Regions from separate parts of the Homo sapiens genome. Here region 1 is linked to region 2. The links are chromatin contacts, found by Hi-C or POLR2A ChIA-PET in ENCODE. All regions are on one chromosome and are shown on one strand. The core of a region is the stretch at or near the end of the contact, and the rest is flanking DNA. Distances in the headings are between cores, read along the strand shown.

Region 1 (2,700 bases), core at 201-2,700, 580 kb before region 2:
GGCTGATTCCCAGAGATGCTCCCTGAGGATGAGGCTCCACGTCTCTAGCTCCAGAGGCCTGCGCCCTACCCTACACCCCAAGCACCATAGAGCAGGGGGAGGCGTCTCCAGGCCTCTGTACAGGGCCAGCTGCAAACCGCAGCCTGGGTCCCCAGGCGCCGCGGACCCGCCCCGCCCCTCCCTCCGCTCCCCGCAGCCCGGAGCCTTTGTCAGCCACGCGCTCACACACAACCGCGCCGCCACGCGCACACACACCCGGTCTCCCTAGCGCACACCCGCAAGGGGCGCGCGCACTCGCCGCACGCACGCAGGGGGGTGGAGGCGGCGGAGAAAGGAAGGAACTGACGGGCCATGGACGGACAGACGACCTGGGCTGGGGGAAGGGAAGGGAAGGAGGCCCGGGAACCGGCAGCTGGGGTCGGAGGGGGCGCAGAGACAAGGAGACAGAGAGACGCAGAGGAGACTCTTGGAGAGGAGGACAACGGATGGGCCGTCAAGGGCTGGAGAGGACGCGCGGGCTGCTCCAGGGGTGGGGACTCCTCTATCCCTTGGCCCCGGGTGTGTATGAGCGGGGAGCTGGATTGTACCCGTGGTGCACGGAGGCATCCCTTGCCCAGTTGTGCCTGAGCAGAGGGTCCGTAGGGACCTCACGTAGGGCCTGGAGATAGCAGGCCTGAGACCAAAAGCTCTCTGGGGTACCTCCCTCGAGGCGGGTGGTGGGATGGGGTGGGGTCTTGGTCCTCGGGCTGGGTGGGGCACTCGCTCACCTGCCACGGTGTACCTGTCCAGGTAGTTGAGCACGTTGCCCAAGCTGAGGATGGCGGCGGCTGCCCCCCGCCCGCGGCCCAAGCTGGCCGGTTTGGGCTGCTGAGCGCCGGGGCCCTTTGCAGTAGCTGCGCAGCCGGGGGTGCCGGGGGTGCCGGGGGGTCCGGTCGGGGCCCGCCTTACGCTGCCCGACAGCGTCTGCACCTCATCGCCCGCGGCCGAGACTCCAGCGCCGCCCGCGCCCCGCGCCCCGCAGCAACCGCTACCGCCAGCCCCTCGCTGCGCCCCCCGGCGCCGGCGCCGCCGCTCCGCGTCCGCCTCCTCCTCCTCCGCGCCGCCCGCCGCCGCCGAGGCGCATTCCAGGCACATCATGCCGGCCCGGATCGGGGCGGCGGGGGGCGCGGGGGGCGCGGGGCCCAGGCTGGGCCCGCTCAGCGCGTGCGTGCGCCGCGGAGCCGCCACTGCACCATCCTGGTCGGGCCCCGTCGGCTCCTGCGCTCCGGCCCCGGCTGCGGCGCTGCCACCGCTCAGCTCGCTGCGCCTCGTTCGCCGCCGCGGCTCTGACAGCTGCGGCCCGGCCCCGCCCACCAGGCCCGCGCCCAATCAGCTCCGGGCTCGGGCCACAGCCCCGCCCCGCACGTGCTGCCCTGGGGGTGGGGGGCCCGGGGACTGGGGGCCCGGGCGGCAGAGCCCCTCCTGCCAATGGGGGCGCAGTCACGCCGGGGCCGACCGGCCGCGAACGCCCGCGGGGAGCGGGAGAGGGTTTGCTCTGGCTACGGAGCTGGGAGCAGGGTGCTGGTGACGGGGCTCCCAGCACCTACTCAGTACCCTTCACCCAACCCCTGCCTCGGGCGTGGACTCCCGGCGGAGGCTCTGGGAGCCGGGCTGAGGGCTTGAGCCTAGCGTATCTGGGAGAACTGGAGAGAGGAGTCTCAGATGGCTAAAGTCAGGGGCGCCAGTTGGAGAGCCGGTGGCTCCTCCGATACTCACACGCCCGGATTTAACCAGTTCAGGGAGGGCCCAGAACCTAGACCTCCACCAGTCATGGTGGGCTGTGTCTCCCACCTCCCCAGGGCAACCCAGATCCAGCCCCCAACCTACCCCGGGCCCATTCCTGTGTGGGCACCCGGACCCTACCCTTGCCCCACAGAGTGGCCCGCAGCCCCTGGCGGGGAGAGCAAGGGCTGTGATTGGGGCCCAACAGAAACAGGATATTCAGAAGGGGCTTTCCCTCCTGAGGGACCACATCTCCAAGCTTCAGACTTCCAGGTATGTGCTAGAGAGGGTACAAAGCCCCCAGTGGCAGACAGGAGGCTGGGTCCTAGCTCAGCTCTGCCCTGGTGTGTGGCATGATCCTGAACATGACACCCACTCTCTGGGCCTCCATTTCTGTATCTGGGGGCAGATGGCAGGATGGGATTCAGTCTGGAAATCCACGGGTGGTCACCTCCCCTTGGTGGGACGGGGCGGGGGTCTGCCTCCTATGGAGAGTGGTTGGGGTGCTTCTGTGTTCCTGACATCCCATCACGGTTTCACCCCTCCTTAGAGGTGCTGTGGCTCTGTGACGATCTCCCCCTTCCCTCCCCCATTCACCTGTTTGGGGAATTAAAATCGAAATTAAAATCCTGTATAAAGTGCAGAGGACAGAATGTTAGAACTGGACAAACCCTCGGAAACCAGTTAATCATTCCCTGTGTTTCACAGACAAGTCCCAGGGCACGGACGTGACCCATTACGAACAGGCAGTGAAGCTGTGGCAGGGCTGGAGCTGCCCCAGGCTCTGGCATCATCCCCGAGGGCTGGAGCTCACTCCCCGCTAGAGGCTTTTCCGGACCCCACGTCCACAGGCAGGTGCATCTGGTGAAGCTTTCGGCCACAGTGAGTCATGGCATAGCCAACGGGTGACACAGCACGAGGCACCCCCCCCGCCCCCCT
Region 2 (2,700 bases), core at 28-2,527:
CCACTGGATTAGCAGAAACTCCGCGAGGGGTGAGGCTGATCTACTTGACAAGGAGAGACTGACCTGGGTGCTGGAAGGGGCCATGGGCAGCCCTCTGTGGGTGACCCCCATTCAGACAGGCTGCCGGGATTCCCAGCCCCAGGGCCTGGCTCCCTGCCCAGAGCACTTCCAGCTCATGGCTCGCCAGCAAGAAGACTCCTTATCAGCCTTAAGGGTGGGGCGGCTCCGACGACAGGGCCGTGGGGGCTCGCCAGGGAGGCCCCTGCTTCCAGCTTGAACCTCCAGTACCACCCCGGGTGAGCTTGGGCAACTCATTTCTCTTCTCTGAGCTTGGTTTTCTCATCTTCAAAACGAGGGGTGGGGCTGGGGAGGCCTCCAGCTCTGAGGAGCCAACGTGGGACCCTCTGCCCACCCCAAACCCCTGTGTTCAGGGCCCGAGCTGGGGGTGGGAAGGGAAGGCAGGGACTGCAGAGGTGCTGTGCCCCAGACTCAATGGTGGCCTCCAGTTCTCTGTCCCGTGTTGCTGAGACCCATCCCCTGTGAGCCTCGACCTAGAAGGAACAGCCCTTATTACCCCAATTTACAGATGAGGAAGCAGGCTCGGAGAGGCAAGGTGACACCCAGCCCCCACAGCCAAGAAGTGGCAGAGCCAGGGATCTCCGAGGTCAGGCTCTCTCGGCTGGTCTTGGGCCCCCCATGGCACTGGTGACGGATGTGGTGCTGGTCTTGGCTGGGCACCTGCCACCTCTCTCCCTCTGATGGTGGCCCCGGCAGGACAGACAGTGGGAGAGGAGAGCTGGGGGATAGAGATGCCAGCTCAGCACCGAGGTTGACCGGGCACAGGCCAGGCTGGAACTCAGAGCCTCCTTCCTCTCTGCCTTGCTCGCTGCAGACCCCCAGGGACGAAGCAGCCAACCCTGGTGGGGGAGGGTGGAGGGTGGTGGATGGGGCTGGGGATGGAGGTCTCATTTTGGCAGTGGAGGGGAGTCGCGGGGAGTCCCCTAATCTGAGGAGACTCCAGCTTCCCCCAGGCCCTGGCCAGAGCTCCATCTTGCCAGGTTTTGGGGGGAGGATAACTTGAGGAGTCGACTGAGAGCTTTATCTTTGCCCCTGTGACGGGTGGCCTGTGGTTTCCTGCCAACAACTCCTGTTTCCGGAGGCCCAACAAGGCCCACGCAGAGCCAGGAGGGGCAGTGGGGCTGGGCCTGGGTGGCCCCACCAGCCCCGCCCCATCTATCTTTGGGAATTTATTTGTCCATGGGCGAGGCTGGCCTGCAGTCTGTTGCCTTCCAGGGGCCAAGAGCTGCTCTGATCACCCAGGGATTCTCTCTCCAACCCAAGTGCCTCCAGCTGACCTCTGGCTCCTGTCCTCTGGCTCCACCTGCACCGCCCTGCTCTTCCTAAGGGGCCAGGAAGCCCCCAGAAGCTCTACCATCGACGTGGGTGGTGGCACCCGGCTCACCCTGAGAGCAGAGGCCGTGCAGGGGGCTCAGTTCTGAGCCCCAGCCGGCCCACCATGGCACGGCGGTTCCAGGAGGAGCTGGCCGCCTTCCTCTTCGAGTATGACACCCCCCGCATGGTGCTGGTGCGTAATAAGAAGGTGGGCGTTATCTTCCGACTGATCCAGCTGGTGGTCCTGGTCTACGTCATCGGGTGAGTCCGGGCGCCTCCCGCTGCCTGCACCAGCCCCTACCCCGGGCCTGTCCTCCAGACTCTGACATCCCTTGCGTGACACCAGCGAGCCCCTCTTCCTCTCCATCCAGGGGAAGGCCTTCCTGGCAAGCCACTGTGCGAGAATAGAAAATCCTGCCAACTCGCTGTTGAGATGGGGACGAGGCCGGAGGGGAAGCCCTGCCCGGGGGCCTTCGGTGAACAGGAGGCAGAGTCTCTGGGTTCTGAGGAGCCGGCTCAGTGTTATGGTTCCTTTGAGTGGTTAGTGGTGTTCAGGGCCAGGGCACCACCAACCACAGCCACTGAGTCCTCGACCTCTGACCGCCTGCCAAACCAGGCCGCCACTGACACACAGAGGCCATACCCCACACCCGTCACCCCATATGACAAGTTAGAGAGAGACAGACTCTGCTGCCAGCTTCCCTGCCTGAGCAAGGGACATCCAGGGACGTTTGAGGCCCCCGGAGCAGAGAAACTCTCACATTCTGAATACCTGGTGCCTTCATGTTGGCATGTCAGGCGGAGGACAGAGATTGGTTCTGGTCCCAGGGATGATAGTTCCTTTCTGGGCATCTCCGGACCTGTCCCACCGGGCTGGGAGTGCAGAATCAGAGGCAGCGTGGGACGCTCCTGCAGTATGGTTGTCTCGGGAGCCAAGACAGGCCTGGCAGAGGCTGGCACACTTGTGAGTGTGCATATGGAGCTCTGTGCCTATATGTGTCTGGGTGTGTGTCCCTGGTGCTGAGTGCCCACATGTGGGTACCCTTATGTGTACATATGGCTGTGCCCATGTCTGCCCTGTGGCCAAGTGTCTGGGTGGCCAGTGTGTGTCCCCTGTGTGTGGTGCATCTTGTCCACTCACAGTGACTCTGCAGAGGTCTCCTGGAGGCCCCAGGGCCACTGGAGGGGGCTCAGCCCCTGCTGGGGTCCTAGGGGTGCCCAGTAGCCCCTGCCTGCCTTTGCCGTGTGATTCTGAGAGCTCTACCCTCCCCATTTTTACCATGGTTCCGAACCAGAACTGCTAAATGG

The links. Hi-C counts contacts between places; a loop is a spot of excess contacts on that map. ChIA-PET counts read pairs that join two places held with the same protein, here RNA polymerase II (POLR2A). Pooled maps may share reads with other maps.
Region 1: a map with no recorded cell type shows a loop between it and region 2 (3-fold over the local background). The contact joins the promoter of SPNS2-AS1 here to the promoter of P2RX1 in region 2. A Hi-C loop is called at or near these places in 1 of 37 single-sample maps with no recorded cell type and 1 of 50 pooled maps. POLR2A ChIA-PET finds 5 or more read pairs at or near these places in 1 of 52 experiments (activated B cell).

Annotation. Positions count from the first base shown.
Region 1 is chr17:4,497,485-4,500,184 of GRCh38, reverse strand. It overlaps SPNS2-AS1 (SPNS2 antisense RNA 1), which reads left to right and starts at 1,450. Exons shown (of 3, transcript XR_001752763.2): 1 at 1,450-2,034; 2 at 2,470-2,643. It overlaps SPNS2 (SPNS lysolipid transporter 2, sphingosine-1-phosphate), which reads right to left and starts at 1,304. Exons shown (of 13, transcript NM_001124758.3): 1 at 768-1,304. The coding sequence starts at 1,137. RefSeq lists enhancers at 1-504, 505-1,140 and silencers at 1,182-1,231, 1,292-1,441, 1,452-1,511.
Region 2 is chr17:3,915,042-3,917,741 of GRCh38, reverse strand. It overlaps P2RX1 (purinergic receptor P2X 1), which reads left to right and starts at 1,277. Exons shown (of 12, transcript NM_002558.4): 1 at 1,277-1,653. The coding sequence starts at 1,517. RefSeq lists an enhancer at 2,104-2,173.